4 separate regions of the Homo sapiens genome follow, and regions 1, 2 and 3 are each linked to region 4. A link is a loop called in an ENCODE intact Hi-C map of the cell type or tissue named here. Cell type or tissue: chondrocyte. All regions are shown on one strand.

Region 1 (5,000 bases), 200 kb before region 4:
GTAGTCCTAAAGATCCAACTAAAATAATCACAAACCTTCAGAAAGTAACCAAATACAGACCATTTAAATGAATTTGCATTTATGTAAATTGACTCATACATATGTTTCCTGCCCTTGAGATTAAAAAGTCACCCTGTAAGATCTCCATGCACAATGATTCTTGGGGCAGCCCTGACATGCTGTAGTGAGCCTCATGCACTCTCTCTCCTCCAGTCACAGATTCTTTTCTTTGACCTAATACGGAAGTGTTGGGTGTCTCTGCCTTCTATAGTGCACTGACTCAATAGGAAACAACTGCATAAGCTAAAATAAATTTGGCCTGATTTGGGAAGTGCTAGCATGGTTTTTCCACCTTAAAAAATATTTCATAACAAGACTTCTAAGTAACTGTCTGCTCCCAGTCACTATCTTTCATCTAACTTTCTTTGCATCTCAGCATATTCCTAGGAAGCACTTGAAAAATCTTGTGATTAAAAAAAAAAGATACTTAGAAGAATTCTTACAATTGGAGAGCTCTCTGTTCTTGGTGGCTAGGGCTTCACGTTTCCAGCTATTATCTCATTTGTTCACATGCTCCTTTCTGTCAGAAAAAGAGCAAGTGTATACAAGAAGTAGGAATGGAGTGGCAGCTCAGCATTTGTGTTTCCAGTTTCAGACTCCTACGCATTGCTTGAAATTAGTCTAGAACTTCAGGTGGTCACTCCAAATATGAATTCACTGACTGGATATAATCCTAGTCATTCTAAACCTCCTCTCTTGTGAATGTTTACCTGGTGATATTTTTTTGAGAGATTAATAAATGTTAATGACCTCACCAGAGAGTTCTTTCCAAATGAAAATTGTGCTCCCTTGGAAATTGCCAACTGCTATCTTGGAGAATTTTTATAAGATTGCTAATTTGAAGAAAGATTTTGATTTAGGTAATAAAAGGAAGAGGGATCCTAATAACCTATCTCTAAGGACCAGAATATACTTAATTAATTGGTGTAGTCTATGAAGCAATTAAACTAAAAGAGTTCTACTTTCTTCTTAATAGCTATTTCAGATTTGCAAATATTCAAATTTCTATTTTGTAGGAAACATTATGTTCAGATTCGCTTTTTACATATGTAAAGTAATTCACTGATGACTAGGAAGCAGAATTAAAAATTACAAATTTTATATGGCTTTTCCCTACTTCTGTTATGTTTTGTTTAATCTCCATCATGTAGCACTGTGCCAAGTATAAAGTACTTATGGGAAATAGAGTAAATACTTAGTATTTATTGAATAAATGGATGTGCTATGACCTAAATGTTTGTGCTCCAAAAAATTCACTTAACCCCCAAAGTGATGATATTAGGAGATGGGGCCTAATTGGGGGTAATTAGTCATGAGGGTGGAGCCCTTATGAATGGGATTAGGGGTGTTATAAAAGAGGCCTAAGGGAGCTTGTTTGCTTCTTTCACCAAGTGGGGATGCAACATGAAGGCAGCATCTATGAGGGAATCTGCTGATGTCTTAATCCTGAAATTTGCAGCCTCCAGAACTGTAAGAAATACGTGTTTCTTATTCCTAGGCCAGCCAGTTTGTGGTAATTTTCTTATATCAGCCCAAGAAGACTACTATGGTCGAGTGTGCCCCCCAAAATTCATATATTGAGACTTAATGAGCAATGTGACAGTATTAAGAGGTAGAGTCTTTAAGAGGTGGTTAAGTCATGAGAGCAGAGCTCTCATGGATGGGTTTACGGCCTCTATAAGAGGACTTCAGGGAGTTGGTTTGTTCTCTTCCCCCGCTTCTTCCATGTGAAAACATCTAGAAGGCCCCTATCTATGAGGAATGGTCCTTCACCAGACACTAATCCTGCCAGTGCCTTGATTTTGGACTTCCCAGCCTTTAGAACTATGAGAAAATAAATTTTTATTATTTATAAATTATGCAGTCTTGGGTATTATGTTATAGCAGCACAAATGGACAAAGATAGTTACTAATACAGAATGGACTTATACATTTAGTTTTCAGTACAATCTAGGTGGTCATTTTAGCCATTTTTATTCCTGTTGTATGTGGCTATAATTGATTGATTCATTCCGTTGGTAAAATGGATAAAATAACATTTCCAAACATTGTGTATTTTGTTTCATATTGCTTGCCTCAATTTGAATACTAAGGTAGTTTGTGGTAAAGGTGCTTATGATTGTCCTTAGTGTGTTTCCCAAATTATTTTTAGTTCTCTTAAGCACTTGGTAGGTCTGTACTTCCAGGCTCCCTTGTAGATAGGTGGTGTGGTGTGAGATGCTTTGGCAAGGGAATATAAACTTAACAGGCATGTATTTATTTCTGATGGAGGCTAAAGGGCTAGTGTATGACTTGCCATGCTTTCTCTCTTCCTTTGCCTTAATATTTTGCCATGTTCTAGATACTGGCTGTTTCATCAGCCATGTCTAGGAGTGAAGAGAAGTCAGATTGGAGCCCCAGGTCAATTTTCTATAAATATAAAGGATTTTTTTTATTGCAGTGTAAGCGAACTCTTCCTGACTGAAAACCAAAGAAAGAGTGTTTCTGGAATCAAGAATTGATTAGTAACACTAAATGTTGAAGAGCAGTTAATGACTACAGGACTAAATAATGTCTATTGAATTTGGCTACAGTGAAACCATTTTTAAAACTTTTTTCCTTTTAATGAGAATAGTTTCTATAGAGTGATAAGTGTGAAACCAGACCTAAGTGGTTGAAGAGTGAGTGAGAAGTGAGGAAGTAAAAAGAGTGATTGTAGAAAAGTCAGGAAGTTTGTCTGTGCAAGTGAGAAGAAAATTGACTTGGTAATGCTAAGACAGGGCAGTAGAGATCTTTCCATCCCCTTTTTCTGTTGAAAGTTACAACACAAAAATCAAAGAGTTAAAGAAACAGTAACATAAACCCCATGCTTAATCAAACACAAAGACATCTACAATCCTAAATTATAACATTTAAAGAAAGAAAACAGATAGAGGAATTATGAAGATCTTAGCAGGAAAAAAAAGAAAAGGTCAAATTCAAGTTCCTGTATATGGTGGAGAAAGTGGAGATAACCGATAAAAAGTAAACCAATTCACCACATAGGATTTCAAGAAAGGCTCAACAATTAGGAGCATGAAGAACTGCAAAAGGTGTAAGTTAGGCAGGTGGCTGAAAATAGAGATTTGAAAGCCCGTTTATGGAGTTATTAGGACCCAGGTGCCCACTCTAACGCAGCATCAGGTGGCTGCTTCCCTTCTACAACTCCGGGAGGAATTTGCTTTGAGACAGTGAATCAGCAAGGCTCCAGATGCTGAAGCACCAAACCCAAAGGAGGACAGCCACAAGGCAATGGATTGAAAATGAAGATATTACGTGTAAGTCTACACAGTAACTAGTGAAACCCTAAATTCTTCTCAAACCTACCACCTGACCATTAGCAGTGAGGAGCCTCCAGGAGAAAGGTTAGAGGAGACATAAAATTGATATACAGGTATTGACATTTGTAACATCTGAAAGTAAAATACCGCTTTTTAAATCCAATTGCTTTTAAGAAAGCTCACTGACTGGCATGCCGTATCTATGCACACAGAACTCCAATCAGCTTTTTTGGTTCCTGACTCTTGCGGAAGACAAAGATGATCACATATTGAAGGAAATCCACTACTGTAGGAGAGAAAGGTCAAACAAAGCACAACAAACCTAATAAAAGGAACTTGGAGGAAACAGAGATAATGCAGAGAAAAAAAATTTAAATACAGTAGCACTTAATACTTTCAGATAATGAAGATGTTGTTGCCTTGAAATAAAGACGTGATAAAAACAGAAAAAGTAAAAAATAAAATAAAATAAAAAAGAAATTGAAGTTAAAACAGCTGAATTTTTATTTTTTTAAATATTTTCTATTTCAATAGCTTTTGGGGTACAAGTGGTTTGGGGTTACATGGATTACATGGATGAATTGAGCAGTAGTGAAGTCTGAGGTTTTAGTCCACCCAACAACCAAATGGTGTACATTGTATCCAATATGTAGTTTTTTTATCCTTCACTTTCCTCCCACCCTTCTCCTTCTGAGTCACCAAGGTCCATTATATCACTGTATGCCTTGGTGTAAAACAGCTGAAATTTTAAAGAAAATTCCTAGAATATTTAAAAGAGAAGATCAAGAAGATGACCCAGAAAGCAGCCTTAAAAGCCAAAGAGAAGGAATATTGAAATAAAACAGATATGGATATGGGACATCAGTATACAACTAGTAGGAATTGAGTGAAAAACTTATGCCTGTTATCCCAGCACTTTGGGAGGTCGAGGCGGGCGGATCACGAGATCAGGAGATTGAGACCACCCTGGCCAACATGGTGAAACCCCGTCTCTACTAAAAATACAAAAATTAGCCGGGCATGGAGGCATGCGCCTATAGTCCCAGCTATTCGGGAGGCTGAGGCAGGAGAATCGCTTAAACCTGGGAAGCAGAGGTTGCAGTGAGCTGAGATCGTGCCACTACACTCCAGCCTGGGTGACAGAGCGAAACTCCATTAAAAAAAAAGAAGAAGTAAATTATCAAAGAAATAATAGAAGAAAAACATCCATAATTGAAGGACATAAAACCATAGATTAAAGAGTTTAAGTATGCTCAGCACAATGAATGTGGAAAAAAACAAACCACAATCCATCCAGAAAAAAATCTAGTGTATGTAGTACTCCATTGTTTCCTAGACAGTGAAAGTGTTTGTTACTAGAGTATATACTGGTCAAAAAATACTGTTCTCAGTGAAATTATAATTATTCTCAGCAACTTCTTTTACCTGAAATAATTTTCTTCACTAGTTACGATTTCTTTTTTTTTTTTTTTATATATACTTTAAGTTTTAGGGTACATGTGCACAATTCTGAGTAGACTCCAGAACTTTCTAATTAATGAATTCAACACCATCCCTTAATAAGCCACCTGAGGTTTCAGGTTGTTTCCATTTTTTTTCACTGTGGTCTCCCATTCAGCAGCCATGACACTGCCTCTGCTT
Region 2 (5,000 bases), 390 kb before region 4:
TAGTTCCCTTCCATCCTCACCCTTACAGAATAAGGAGCTTCTACACAAATTAGGAGAAACAGGGGTTCACCTAGCCTCTTGCCCATGAACCTCAGAGATCTTTCTTTTTGCTAGGTAGGGACAAAGAAGAAAAATATGTTTTATTTCGGCCATTAAAACTTCACATGTTTGGAAAATGGCTCATGCTTTAATAAGGGACTTCCCGCTGATTATTTTCTGTCATCAATATTCAGAAAACCCAACCAAAAATATTTCTGCGGATCCGCAAATAGACTGGTAAGTCCTCATTTTACATTCCTGAGCAACAGCGTCTAGGTGCCCCTTAACCATTGGAAACAGTGTGGTCAGAGAGAGTTGGCACAGGTCTCAGAGCTGTGGCCTCCCTTGGGCTTCTCATTTTCTACTGGCTCACCAACCTATTGGCCAGAAGTAGATCCTGCATTGGATGCTGTATTGGGAGTCCAGGTGGTCTGAAGGGAGAGGGGTTTCTTATTCCTCTCACCGTCTCCATTTCCACTTCTCAAAGATTCAGGAGGGGCTATTTCTGGACACTTCATCCAAAGCTATAGGTAGACAAAACCTGATCATAAAAAGTGCTGTTACTGTCACTAATGTCTAAATATCAGATTAAAGGAAAAGACAGTCCTGAATCATAGCATAGCTTTGCATCAATTGGTCTTACTAAAAAATGAATGGATATCCTTTGTTGCTTGTGCTCCATGTACTTACAATATTGTGAATATTATTTGCACTTACAACAATATTGTGAATATTATTTCTGCTTGCCAGTTAAAACTTAACTTCCTCTTTCTGAAACAGTTTATGAATGTTATATTATAGATTTGCATCATTAACCTTTAGACAGGACTGCAGTTTAGTGGTTTTAAAGAGCAATTTAATGGTGGGTGTAGCTTGAATGATGCAGGAGAATGGTATTAGAGGTTGTTCTGGAGACAAGTATAATTGCGCTATTTTTCACTTAATTCAAAAGGCATCTGAGCAGAGAAATTCTACTGTTGACTCACCTTAAGTGAACCGCTCAGCCACTGTCTCAGTTTTCGCTGTAGTCAGCACAAGATTTTTATGCCTACCTGTCACACCAGCATTTTAGACGGTACCAATGGCAGTGTTTCCCTGACTGGGTTGAATCTGATCAATTTCCAGCCAGAATTAGTTCAGATTTTTATGAAAAAGAAGTATTACATGTGATTTAAATATAATTTTTTACTTATAGGAACACCTAGGATTAGTATTCCTTAGATTTTTGTATACAGCCTTCCTCCTAAAAGTTCAAAGCACTTTTATATATAAAATTTCATTTATTTTCACCCAACTCCTGTAATGTAAGTCAAGGTCAGGTTTTAATTATTCTTTGCATTCCATGAAGATGATATGCTATTATTTTATTGCAAGTGAAGATTTCAAAGATACTGTCTCAAAGTAAAATAAAAAAAAATCAGTTTCTTTTTCTGAATACATGCATTGCCATCAAGCTTTGGCAGGCCTGCACTTGACCTTTTGTACTTTCTATTATCTAAATACTTATTTGGCTTTAGGAAACCAGCCATGTGTGTCTGGAATTATTACTAAATGTAGCCCTCAGATTGCAATACCATTTTACAACTTTAAGAAAAGGGTAAAATTGGCAATATTGCGGTTTTGAAAAATCTCTTCTGAGTGAAGGCATGGACCACTATCTACTTCAACTTCCACTGGGTGCTTTTGCCTAAAGCACTGTCAGGCTACAGCCTTACACTAATAATATGACTAACTGTAGCCTGTAGGACCAAATATTCCAGGTTACAATCTTATCAGAGGAAGACAGAAACTGCAGAGAGGAGATGAAGGTCACCCCCACACCCCAATTCTATTGCCCTATTTTTTTGGGATTTAAAGACAGACAGAGGAACCCCTCCATCTCATGGTTGGATCTCAGATATATCTGCCTTTGTCATAGGTTTCCAGCTGGAGAAGTGGTTTCCAAGTGGAGAAGCCTAAATTTCTAGCAGTTCTCAAAGGCAAAAATAAAAATCCAGATATGTTCATTACTTTTATCTAGCTATTCTACAATGTATACATATATGAAAATGCTGTGATGTACACCACAAATATATATGATTTTTATTTGGCAATTAAAAGATGAAATCAATCAATTAGCTAAAAAAGCATCATCTGTGCAAAAATATATAAACATCAATAGTTAATTCTAATAAATTTTGAAGTCTCACATTAATCAGTTATATTCACATCCTTGTTTTAGTTGCAAGAATATCAACATAGTATGGTAACACAGTAATCTTATGCTGAAGAACAACTTCAACTGGCTATTTGTGATTTTGAAAAAAAACAGCAATTTAATTTTTAGTTAATATATGTGGTGATCTTGGTGGAACACAGAAATTGTTTCAAATCTGAAGCCTGTGGGAGAAACTATGGTGGTGGGAACATTGGCTACTTCTGTCATCAGTTTGAGGTCACCATCATCAAGTGTGCAAAGCCCTCCACTTTATAGTTCTCACCTTATTTGGCTTGACTCCTCACACAGACACCTGAAGATCCTAGAACTTCTGACTGCTAAGTATTAAGAGCCCAATAAATGTCCATTAAAAGAAACAGCTAGAAACAGACGGGTTCCACTTCTTAAGAGTCCCACTTACTCATTCAACAGATATATGGAAAGTGACCAATTTGAGCTCTGTGCTGGGTGCTTGGTATACAAAATGTTCCCCTTTGTATGAAAAAGATGCCACTAATTGCCTTCATGGACATTGCAGTCTGGTAGGAGTGACAGATGTGTATTAAATAATGACATAAGGAGGAGAAAAATTATAATTGTGGTAAATGTTGTCAAGCAGAAGTGCAAGAAAACTACATCGGGATTTGACCTAATCAGAGATTAGGAAAAAGTTTTCCCAGGGAAGATAAACCTGAGCTGAAGCTAGTGGTTGAGTTGCAGTTGACTAGTCAGGGTTATAGGGAAGAGCATTCTAGCCAAAAGGAACCAGATATATAAATATTCTGTGTCAGGAGGAAGTCTGGTAAGTAGTAGGGCCTGAAAGAAGATCAGTTTGGTGGTGAGACTGGCTAGAACGTGGAAAAGTCTGTGAGAAGTGATGAATTAAGAGTCCCTCCATGGAAGACCCCTTAGGAAGTTTGCCCTAGCTTAAAATGGAAAAACATTTAAGAATGATGAAAAATATGTATTACATGATCAAACTTGTATGCTCTTTGTTTTTTAAAGAATCACTTTGGCTGCAAGGTGGAGAACAGAGTGGAAGTAGGGAAGAGAGACCAATTAGAATTCTACTGCTAAAGTCCAGAGCATGGTGCCTGGACTCCTGTAGAAATGGTAAAAACAGAAGCAGATGAAATAAGGAGACATTTGGGAATCACCTTTGAACTCTCTGGTAGCCGCATATGTCCATCCTTGTATGCATTCACATGTCTCCCAGGTCAAGAAATATTCCTTGGTTCCCCCAGACTCCACCAGAGGAACCCCTCAGTCTCATGGTTGGATCTCAGCCTTACTAGATGTATCTACCTTTGTCATAGGTTTATGCATTATAGTCCCTGTTGTGGGCTGTTTTCTTAGCTCTTTATTATTATTATTATTATTTTATTTATTTATTTATTTTGAGACAGAGTCTCGCTCTTGTCGCCCAGGCTGGAGTGCAGTGGCACGATGTCGGCTCACTACAACCTCTACCTCCTGGGTTCAAGCGATTCTCCTGCCTCAGCCTCCTGAGTAGAAAGGATGACAGGCGGCTGCCACCATGCCCAGCTAATTTTTGTATTTTTAGTAGAGACGGGGTTTCACCATGTTGGCCAGGCTGGTCTCAAACTCCTGACCTCAGGTGATCCACCCACATCGGCCTCCCAAAGTGCTGGGATTGCAGGCGTGAGCCACCTTGCCCAGCCAGCTCTTTATTATTGAGTCAGCCTGGGCATGATGAGTAATAACCAGGGGTAATATCCACATCCATAGCAGGCGTTTGTCTAGACAGGGTTAGCCTCATCAAATTTAAATGCTCCACCTTGGCCACCTGACCACCAGGATTTCTTAAAGATGCTATGTTTTATGCCTTAACTCCAGGAAACACTGTTGTTTGGAGAAAAAAATGGGTACAGTCATGAGTTCGGTCCCACCAAATATAAAATGCTACATTCTTCTATGATATGACAGGGCTCCCTGATTTAGTACTCAGAGAACAGGGATAGGAAAGCCAACCCTAACATCTAGGCTACAGAGCCTGTCAGGATGTCTAAGCTCTTCCAGCTGCTTCCAGTAGGGCCACTATGTGGGTGATACTAACTGAGGTTGTGCAATGAGTGACCTTCATCCCTGTTTTGATTTATGTATTATGTGCAATGAGTATTTAGTATTTATGGCATAAATAAATAAATAAAAAATAAGTATCCACTCTGCTTACCCATTCAGAGTTAAAAAGCAAATGAGGTTTAACAAAGAATATGTTCCAAAATTTAGCCAAAAATTCAGTGAGAGAAGAAGGGAAGAAATCTGGTTGAAAGTAGAACCATGACAGGACCAGAAATAAACTGAAAAAAGAAAGAGGTTTTGCTGAGGAGGTAGCATGGGAAGAATGAGTTGATTCTTATTCTGGCAGGAGAGAGAAAAAGCTGGAATTGGTGTTTAATCTGATGGAAACAGTGTGACTATGCATGCCCCAGCTGGGCTTATTCCATATCCTCAGGCTGCTGTGACTGCCCCAACTTTCTTGAAGTTTGAGCTTCTGCATTGAAAATCAGTCTAGACGTTTTATTCTCAGACTTTCCAGAGGAAACTCAGATGGTAACCCTACCAGCGTGTCAAATTGAGAACCTACATTGTTCTCACCTCATGAAAGCCATTTAGGCAATGTCCAAGACAGTTTAAAGGAATGAGGGAACTATTTCTACTTCGTAAGAAAGTAAATGCTTCCTTGAAATTCATTATGTGAACTGCTAAAAAGAAAAAAATAAAGAATGTAAACTTTTCAGCT
Region 3 (5,000 bases), 610 kb before region 4:
AAGTCTTGGCCATGGAGCTAACATTCCGGTTGGGAGAGATGGGCTCCAATGAACATAATGTAATACATTAAAATGAGTTAACTGTTAAGAAAAAAATAAAGCAAGAGAAGTAGAGGGTTGCAATTTTATTTTGTTGAATTGTCTATCTGTATTCCTTTGGATCTCACTGAGTTTCCTTAAAGTTATTATTTTGAACTACTTTTCTGGCATTTTGTATGTTTCTTTATCATTGGGGCCTATTACTGGAGAATTACTGTGTTCTTTTGGAGGCATCATGTTTCCTGGCTTTTTCATGTTTATATGTTTCTAGTTTGATTTCAATGCATCTGGTGAAATAGTCACCTCTTCCAATTTTATGGAGTAGGTTTTGTAGAGAAACATTTATTCATATGAATGGGACTTGGGGGTGTCAGTTAGATGGGGTGCATTGCCTCTGGTTCTAGGTAGATGCAATAGTGTAGTCTCTACCTAAGTTTTTCAGCCATAAGTCACACTAATGACATATGGGAGTTTCTCAGTGGCTTGGGCTGCAAGGGCTTGTGGCAGCAGGCATGTGGCTCTGCTGATGATGGACTCGCCAGGTTTCTTAGGACAGGTGCACATGGTGGGTCAGCTGACTTGGGGTTTGGATCTCTGGGGTTGTGGTCCTGGGGTTATTTCTCTGGCCAGGAGCATGGATGCACAGTTGCTCAGCTGGCCTGGGGGTGTTTCAGTTGTGAGTGGCCTGTGAGGTTGTTTCTTAGACCTGGGATGGGGTGCAAGGTTGCAGATTGCAATTTTAAGTGGAGTAGTTAGGGTAGACTTCATTGGAAAGGAGATACTTTAAACAAGGATTTGTGGAAGTGAGTGAGTAAGCTGTGTGAATACTTGAGGGAAGAGTGATTCAGGCAGAGGGAATAGCCAACGCAAAGGCCTTTAGAGCAGTGTATTCGTCAGGGTGTTCTAGAGGGACAGAACTAATAGGATAGGTGTATATATGAAGGGGAGCTTATAAAGGAGTATTGACACATGTTCACAAAGTGAAGTCCCACAATACGCCATCTGCAAGCTGAGGAGCAAGGAAGCCAGCCTGAGTCCAAAAACCTCAAATGTAGGGAGGCTGATAGTGCAGCCTTCAGTCTGCAGCCAAAGGCCTGAGAGCCCTTGGCACTGGTATAGGCCCAAGAGCCCAAAAGCTGAAGATGTTGGAGTCCGATGTTTGAGGGCAGGAAGCATCCAGCATGGGAGAAAGATGGAGACAAGAAGACTCAGCAAGTCAACTCTTTCCACCCTTTTATGCCTGCTTTATTCTAGCTGTGCTGGCAGCTGATTAGATGGTACCCACCCAGACCGAGGATGGCTCTGCCTCTCCCAGTCCAGTGACTCAGATGTTAATCTCCTTTGGCAATACCCTAATAGACACACACAGGATCAACACTTTGCATCCTTCAATCCAATCAAGTTGACACTCAATATTAACCATCACAAGAAGGTATAAGAAAACTATAGCCTGTGGGCTATATCTGGCCTGTCAACTGTTTTTATCAGTAAAGGTTTATTGTCACACAGCTATGCACATTTGTTTCCCTTTGTGTATGGCTTCTTTTATGCTAAATCAGCAGAGTTGAATAGTTGCAATAGAAACATATTCACAATAGCCAAGATGTGGAAACAACCTAAGTGTCTGTCATGGATCAATGGATAAAAACAACTGTGGTATATATATATATAATGGAATATTATTCAACCTCAAAAAAAACGAGATCCTGCCATCTGTGACCACATGGATGAACCAGGAGGACATTATGCTAAGTGAAATAAGACACGAACAGAAAGACAAATACTACATGATTTCACTTACATGTGGAATCTAAAAAAAAATCAAATTCTTAGAAGCAGAGAGTAGATGATAGTTACCAGGGGCAGGAGTGGGGTGGGGCTGTGTGTTGTTGGGGAGGTGGGGAAATGAGACGACATCGGTTAAAAGGTACAATGTTTCAGTTATGTAGGATGAATAAATTCTAGAGATCCAATGTACAGCATTGGGACTATAGTTAATAATACTGTACTGTATACTTGAAATTTACTAAGAGAGTAGATCTTCAGTGTTCTCACCACAAATGCAGAAAGGTAAATAGGTGGAGATGGATATGTTAATTAGCTTGACAGTAGTAATTAGTGCACTAAGTATATGTATATCAAAACACCATGTTGTACACCTTAAATATATACAGTTTTTATTAAGTAAAATAAAGATGCTTAACTTTCCAAAATGAAAGGATAAAAGGGAAAGGAGAAAGAAGCTTATGGCCTTCAAGGCCTAAAGTATTTACTATCTGAAAAACATTAAAAAATATTTGCCAACTGCTGCTCTAGAGGCCAGTGCTGGAGTGGAATGAAAAAAATAACAAATTCCTACTTTTACTAATTTGTGAGGAAATAACTTTTTTAAAAAAATTATTTATTAATTGGTTCTTATGATGATGAAAGCTTTTCAGCTTATTCAGACTATATCTAGAAAATTACATTATTAATACACAGGTTCATTCTTTAAACAGACAAAATAAGACATTCAACTGTTTTTAATCATCTTTATTTTTTCTAATAGTGACAATTATGCTTTTTTTTTTTTTTACGTTTTGGTTATTAACAAAAGTTTTTCGCATTCAAAGAACATTAAAAAACAAATGGTGAACAGAGTGTGATACCAGACTATGTCCAACAGGTGGCTGTATTTCTCAAAGTTTCAAAACCAGCCCAATTGCCTGTTGCATGCAAATTTCCATCTCAGTTTTCAGCTACCACACATTAATTCTGTGATTCCAGGATAATTAATTCTATAACAGAGGATTAAACAGTGGGGGTGGAAAGTGATAAGTAATCACATAACCAGAGATTATTTTATTGACTTTATTCAGATCAGTACTTCTATTCCTCATTCAACAGATTCAAAATCAATATTTGACCATGTCTTCAGCCTGGTTAGGCCCTCTGTGGTGCCCTCTCAAATTAAATAGGAAGTATATAGTAGAGGTGAGAATTTGTAGTTAAAGATATAGAATAGAGTCCTGTATGTGCCATGTGGTAGCTGAGTGAATTAGGAAGTTATTTGGCCCCTTGCTATGATTTAATCAGTAAAAAGAACTGAATAAGAATTCCTACTGTATCACAAGAGGTTTTCTATAGGATTTTGGGAAAACTCTTTATATCAACATGTTTTATACTAAATATTATTATTTCTATTCACTATCCTTTCTTTCTCTCTCAAATGCTTTTCACATTCTGTTCTACCAGAAATATCAATGGATAGATCTCATCTCACTAACTTTGAATGATCTCTAGATGATTGCATTGGCTTAATTGTTTAAAAGATTTGAAGGCATTCTTATTTCCTGAGCCCTGGCATCTGGACATTTGAAGCCATATCATACCAAATTATTTTCCAAGTATTTTCTCCTGAATATTTCTGTACTTCTGTTTGTCTGCTACAATGTTATTGGCCAACAAGGAATCTGGTTTTACTTAAAATTACTATTTACATTTTTTTGTTCAGGTTAGTGTGTCTTTGTCAGATATTCTCTTTTTAATCCTCATAAAATTATGCTATCCTTAGTCCATTATTTTAATATTGAAAGTTAATGTGCAGAAAATTGAATTCAGCAATTTGTATACTATATATAAGACACTGTGCTAAAAGTTTTAGTATCTACAATTCTAACCTCAGGAAGATTACAACCAAATGTGAAATACAATGAGAAGAGACAAGCCTCTAAGCTACAAGTCAGAAAAATCTACGATTTTCTACTCACTTTGTTACCAGATATCTACTTCTCATATCACTCTCTCTCTGCAGAAAAATTAAGGAGCAGTTAGTGGACTTGAAAAATGTTGGCAGGCTCTCTGTCTACCTCAGATACACACCTGTGCTTCTGGATTTGCCATATCAAGTTGTTTCATTTGACCTGGTCTTTACATGACCCTATAGTCATCAGGATAACAACAGATGTTTAAGGTATCTGTGTGGCTATGTGATAATCCTAGTTCTGTTTTGTCCCCTTTTGTTTTATTTTTATTTGTAATTGATAAATAATCATATATATTTATGGGGTACAATGTGATATTTGGATATATGTGTACATTGTGCAATGATTGTATTAAGCTAATTCACGTGTCCATTTTTTTGGACATTTAAAACCTATTTTTAAAAGTCATTTTGAAATATACAATACATTATTATTAACTGTGGTTATCATGCTGTACAATAGGTCCTAAAACTTATTTCTCCTTACTAAAATTTTGCACCCTTTGACTAACACTTAATCATTCCCCTCCCCTTCCATCACCCCATATCCAGCCTTTGATACCCACCATTTTACTCTCTAGTTTTATAAATTTGGTCTCTTTAGAGTCCACATATAAATTAAACCATGTGTATTTGTCTTTCTGTATCAGGCTTATTTCACATAGCATAATGTCCTCTGGGTTTATCCATGTTGTAGCAAATGACAGGATTTCCTCCATTTTTTAAGGCTGAATGGCATATCATTGTGTATGTATACCATATTTTCTTCACACATTCATCAATTGATGGAGACTTAGACTGATTGCATGTTTTGGCTATTATGAATAATACTGCAATAAACTTGTGAGTGCAGATATCACTTCAACATACTGATTTCAATTCATTGGAATATGTACCCAGAAGTGGGATTCCTCGATAATATGGCAGTTCTATTTTTAGTTTGTTGAGGAGACTTTATGTTGTTTTTCATAATGGCTGTACTAATTTAAAATCCCACCAGCAATGCACCAGAGTTCCTTTTTCTTCCTTGTCTTTTTGATAATAGCCATTCTAACAGGTGTAAGATCTGACAAACCTAATTCTAAATGCCCTTCTAAATCTAGGAAAGCATGTATGGGAGATAGTAATAATGTCTTCTAAGTCAGTCAAATGCTTTATAATTTAGTCAGTTGAGCTCATATTTTGGTATTGTAGGGAGGACATGAGAAGCAGAGCAGGG
Region 4 (5,000 bases):
TTCCTACAACCATACAGGACACTCCAGGGAAAACTGGGCTAGAACCACTACTGTTTCTGCCACCTTGCTCAGGCCTCCAAGTCTGCAGGATGCAGACACTCTGTTTTCTCTATTTCTAAGTATGCTATCAGTCTGAGATGCACAGGCAAGCATTTATCTGCAAAGCCACAATAAAGACCCTATATTCAAAGAAAAATGAAATCTTGAAAATATGCCACTTTCACCATGCCATTCTATTGCTCAAAAGTCTTCATTGATTCTGCATTGCCTACAGAATATAGTTTATACTTCAGACTACTGAGGTGACCTCATCCCTCCTCATCCCTCCTCTCCATTTCTCAGCCTCATTGTTCTACCACATGGACCTTTCTATACAGTCATGCTGGCCAATTCACCACCTTCTGAATATTCCTGTGATTTCCCTGGTTGCACACATATCCTCCCTTGCCTGGAATGTACTACTGTCCATCACTCGTCTATTCAAATGCTACTTTCCATGGCTCAGCTCAAATGCCACCTCCTCCCTGAAGTCTCTTTACTAAAATTCAACTATCAGGATTTCATGCTTTTCTTCCTCTGTGAGAAAAGATGTCATATTTTCCTCTGCTTTGAATACCTCACATTGTCTGATATCCATTCTTAATAAATATTTGTTAACTGATTAATTCTAAATAAACTCCAAAAAAGGGTTACATTTGCAAAGCTCTCAAAAGTAAGGTAATGATCTGTAGCTGTTATAGCCACACAATGGAAACTTCAGAGCATCTAGTATGTTGTCATTGGATTCCTTTCCTTCCACAGAAGACCAAACTAGGTCATTTCAAACCTCAGTCACCTTCAGAGAGATTCTAGGAAGGGCACACTAAGAGTCAGCAAAGAGACGACATTCCTGGATTCCTGACTTGTTGTCCAGATCTGCTACTGAATCAGATTCAGGTAAGTGTGAATGGGAGAAATGAACTAATTATTAGTGCCATCCAAAAAAATGAAAGCAGTGCTTTTGTTATGTTGGCTGGTTTGAAAGGAAGAAAGAATTAAAAATAAGAAGAGAAATTCAGCCTACAGCCATCAATTGTCTTTTCTTCAAATGTGCTTTTCTTGCCTTTCTGGTATTTTTTTTTTTTCATACGTATGTGATGGAACTGGAATGTTTGAGAAGAATTAACTTAGGATAGAAAAGATGATTTGTTGTAATCTGATAAGGGTATTTACTAACATACTTTATCACCCAGCTTCTCCTCTAAAAGTCCCATTTTGTTTCCCCAGAACACATTTCTTTGCTAAATTAAAAAGTTCCAAAAGTGGTATTGTGCTTGTAAAATCACATCTGATTTCAGCGTTATGTCCAAGAATAGATAATGCAGTCCTATTTCTAGGTCTAGTAACAAGTGTTACTCGTTTGACAGACTTCACTCAGTAGATTTGGCCACATCCTCAAAAGACATACTATTTGGGAAGAGGAAAACTGAGTTATGGAGGGTAAGAAGAGAGTAAAACCAAACAGCAAACGGGCAGAAAGTTGATGTGAAAGTTTTAGCTTTCTAAGCATTCATTAAACTAACAAATGCTGACCATTCTCTATTGTCAGTCCTCAATATTGCTGTTTATTCAATTAGCGAGACTATACATATTTATTGAGCACTTATTTTTTACTAGCTAGTAAGCCACTAGTTATAACTTTGTGCAGCCAAAAAATTATTGAATATAATTTGAATAGGGAACATAGAGATAAAAAATTATAAAAAGGCGAATAATCAATAATGCAAAACATCGTGAGTAAATTTGAAAACTCTGGTGTCAAATTTGTGTTTACGATAAAAATTTTAAATTTTTTATTTCATATATGATTGTTCTTGCCTCATATCCCGGGCACATGGGAGTTTATTTCGTTGACTCCCAGACGTAACCAATTGAGAATAAGCTTAGTTACAAAGGAAGTAATTGAGGCTTTGAGCTCTTGAAGCTAACAGATGGAAATACGTATGTAAAAACCTAAGTGCTGTGTAAACTCGGCACATATGGACGTAGGTATTATTATTATCCAAATGGCACTACTGGGTATTTTCTTAATAGATTCTTTTAAAATGCTTTTTTATAGTTGTGGGCCTTTTTTAGACGAATAGTTCTTAAGAAGAGGAGGGGATTTTGTCCCTCAGCGACATTTGGCTAAATCTAGAGACATTTTTTATTTTCACAGCTGGGTGGCGAGTGCGGAGTGGGTACTGCTACTGGCATCTGGTGGGTAGAGGCCACGGACACTGCTTAACATTCTACAGTGCACAGGAGAGGTCCCTACAACAGAGAAATATTCTCCCGAAAGTTTCAGTAGTGCTAAGTTTGAGTAATTCTGCTCTTCACCATCAAGTTTCCTTCTCTTGGAGCCTGCTACCAGCCAATGACATCAGGATCTAACCTGAGACGAACCTAGGTGTTCTATACGGCAGCCTGGTGTACTGAAGAGTGCCTAAGGTTTGCAAGCTCGCTAGCTGTGGCTCCCCCTCTCGCTAGCTTGAGCTAGTTATTTAAACCCTTAGAGATGCCTTTCTTTAAATTAAAAAAAAAATAAATAAATCTGCACAATATGAATCATACCTACCTCATAAGGTTGCGGTGAACACTGAATGAAGTACATATATACATATTCAGTACAAGTTCGTTCCTTTATTATTTCCAGCCTACCCATCCCTCCCCCCTCCCATTCCCGCCTTTTCCCCCTCCCGGTACTGTATCTCCCACCCCAAGTCTCAGGTTCTCTTTTAAAATGCTTTAATTCCTTTGGTGGCAAAAATCAGGCTTGGGCTAGGAAGTGAGTCACCACTCAGCAGCGAAAGGAGCTTGTTTTTCTTTCTCTGAATGCATTTCTTAGTAATTTCAGACTGATCCTTTAGCCACTTGTTGGTTGAATCCTCTCTTAATGTTTAAGACACACTGAGAAAGAACTGTGGCACCAAGACGTTTTCCGATTGTTAGGAATGAGAGTGTTTTAAATACCGAAAATAACCAGAGGGCAGAGAGCTCTGAAATCCTACGTTACATAAGCAGATGCTGGAAGACCCAGGCTGGTTCTGAGGTTCCTGTCTCCACAAGCAAGTCCACGCGAATCCTCCCCGTTGCTGGATTTACTTTAATGCTGCCGAAGTCTCAAAAGGGGCCTCTGGATGCTCAGAGGACAGGCAGCGCAGGAACTTCCTTGTCAAATAAGCCTTGCCTGGAGGGAGAGGGATGGGGCGATTTTCACCCGCGGGCGGTGGGACGGGGCTGAGGGCTGGGGGCTGCCTGGCTCCAGGCCATGTCAGTGCCTCCAGCTCCAGGTCCGGGTCCACCCTGAACTTTGGCTCTGCTGCCCGGACGCCCAGCTTCACCTCCCTTGCCTCGCTTAGAAACCCTTCAGTTCTCCCGGACCGCTATGTAGCTTTTCAAATTCCCAAATTCACAGAAAACACCTTCAAAAGTCACAATCACCCACAACTCCCTCTGCCAAAAAATGTCATGCAAAAACGGAAAATACTCCGATTCCCCTTTCCTCCCAGACACTCTCTCTCTCTCTGTCTCTGCTATTCATTTTCTCCCCCACCTTTCCCCATCTGTGGTCAAGATCCCTTTCACTATTTCTAGTTCCCTCTCTTTTTTCCCTTCTCCCTCTCTCTCCCTTTTCCACTCCTTCCTCCGTTGTGACCGCGCTCCCCCTCCCCCCGCCCCGTCGTCTCTCCTCCGCCTTGCGGGCTCCAGTCTCTGCCCGCCCCTCCCCAGAGAAGAGTGTCCAGCTCCTCCAGAGGCTGCCCGCCCGCCGCTCCTTCCCTGCCCACCTACTATGAGGAGCAGCTCCTCCCACCTGCCCATAAAAGCCAAGTGCATGTTACCAGCAGCGGATCACAGCCCTTCCCCGATCCTCTCCGTGGGAGCCAGCGAGCCTCTCTCCCTGATCTTACGTGCTCAAGGTAAGACAGCACTTCTGCAGGCAGCTCACCTACCAGGGGTTGCTATGGGGGAATAAGTCACCCTCTGGCCAACGCGTTTGCTGTTTGGTTAGAGCTGATTCTTACGGATGCGCGATCCGCTGCTCCTTTAACTAGCAACTGGTTTGAAAACAAACTTCTGTTTGAATGGTAAAATAAAAGCTCCTTCAGGGAAGAAACAGCAGCATAAATATTGCGAAACCTTTCTCTTTTTAAATCACTTTTTCTCCTGTTGCTGACTGTTGCTTAGGTTAAAATGTATCTGTTTGGGGTGTTGTACTGACGTTTTTCACTGTACATATTTCACACATCAGTGGGGGCAAGGAAAACGTTGTCCCATTGTCAAAAATGTACTTTAAAAGAACACAGTTAACTTCCTAAAAATAGCACAGTCAAAAGGTCTGCTAACAATTTTGTGATGTTTTCCAAACCCCCAAGACAGCTTCTGTGAGTCCTTTAAAAAAATATCTTTCCAGGTTTTAGCGCTTGGAAAAAAATGATGTGAACGGGTGCCCTTTGCACGGGGACAGTAAGTAATCAGGTGGCTGGTAGATAGGAAGGAACAAATCCAAATTCACAAGCCAGGGTAGAATGTGCTCTCTCACCAGGCTATCTTTTCACGACATCCTAAAATGAGAATTACGATGGAACTAAGAAAGTGTATAAAAGAACTTCATGAATTTCTGTACACACACCTAAACATAAAGTGTTTCAATATGTTTCACAGTAAGAGAATAATACAGGCCAGATTATACAATACTTCTGTGCACACCAGATGGTTGTAAAGAAAGATCAGCGAGAAAGGCTTTGGAAGTTTTAATCCTTCTTTCCACCTTTTTTCCCCCGCATTTAGTAAATCACAACCTACCTGACTGGCATCCAATTATCAGAGATATTCAGTGTTTAAGCTACCCTCTTTAAAAGAAAATGATCTCTTCTTATTCCTAAGGTAGAATAAATGTGCACCTGTGAAAGGAAAAACATACTCCACAGCCACTTCTGTAAAACCAGACACTTGGTCCATGAAGTTTGCCATCAAATTCT

What was found. A loop is a pair of places that touch in the nucleus more often than their neighbours do. Peaks named below come from ENCODE experiments on the same cell type or tissue, not always from the same donor. Only the 100,000 strongest peaks of a DNase experiment are listed, where the experiment ranks them.
Region 1: a loop joins it to region 4, with 3 times the contacts of the local background. A loop is called at or near these places in 2 of 110 quality-filtered maps.
Region 2: it touches region 4 in a loop (3-fold over the local background); 4 of 110 quality-filtered maps call a loop at or near these places.
Region 3: a loop joins it to region 4, with 5 times the contacts of the local background. A loop is called at or near these places in 7 of 110 quality-filtered maps.

What each region holds. Positions count from the first base shown.
Region 1 is chr3:99,430,316-99,435,315 of GRCh38, forward strand. The region is part of intron 1 of LOC105374007 (a long non-coding RNA gene); the gene reads right to left. Among named protein-coding and RNA genes, the nearest start is that of COL8A1, 210 kb to the right of the region's middle. In chondrocyte, no CTCF peak of the experiment used is centred here; no DNase peak of the experiment used is centred here.
Region 2 is chr3:99,249,481-99,254,480 of GRCh38, forward strand. No RefSeq gene overlaps it. Among named protein-coding and RNA genes, the nearest start is that of LINC00973, 340 kb to the left of the region's middle. In chondrocyte, no CTCF peak of the experiment used is centred here; no DNase peak of the experiment used is centred here.
Region 3 is chr3:99,021,078-99,026,077 of GRCh38, forward strand. No RefSeq gene overlaps it. Among named protein-coding and RNA genes, the nearest start is that of LINC00973, 110 kb to the left of the region's middle. In chondrocyte, a CTCF peak has its summit at 2,697 (motif pointing right); no DNase peak of the experiment used is centred here.
Region 4 is chr3:99,634,727-99,639,726 of GRCh38, forward strand. COL8A1 (collagen type VIII alpha 1 chain) reads left to right here and starts at 3,868. Exons shown (of 4, transcript NM_020351.4): 1 at 3,868-3,938. LOC124909401 (a long non-coding RNA gene) reads right to left here and starts at 3,954. Exons shown (of 2, transcript XR_007095981.1): 1 at 3,861-3,954; 2 at 2,642-3,208. In chondrocyte, CTCF peaks have their summits at 2,466 and 4,018; DNase peaks (open chromatin) are centred at 3,276 and 3,795.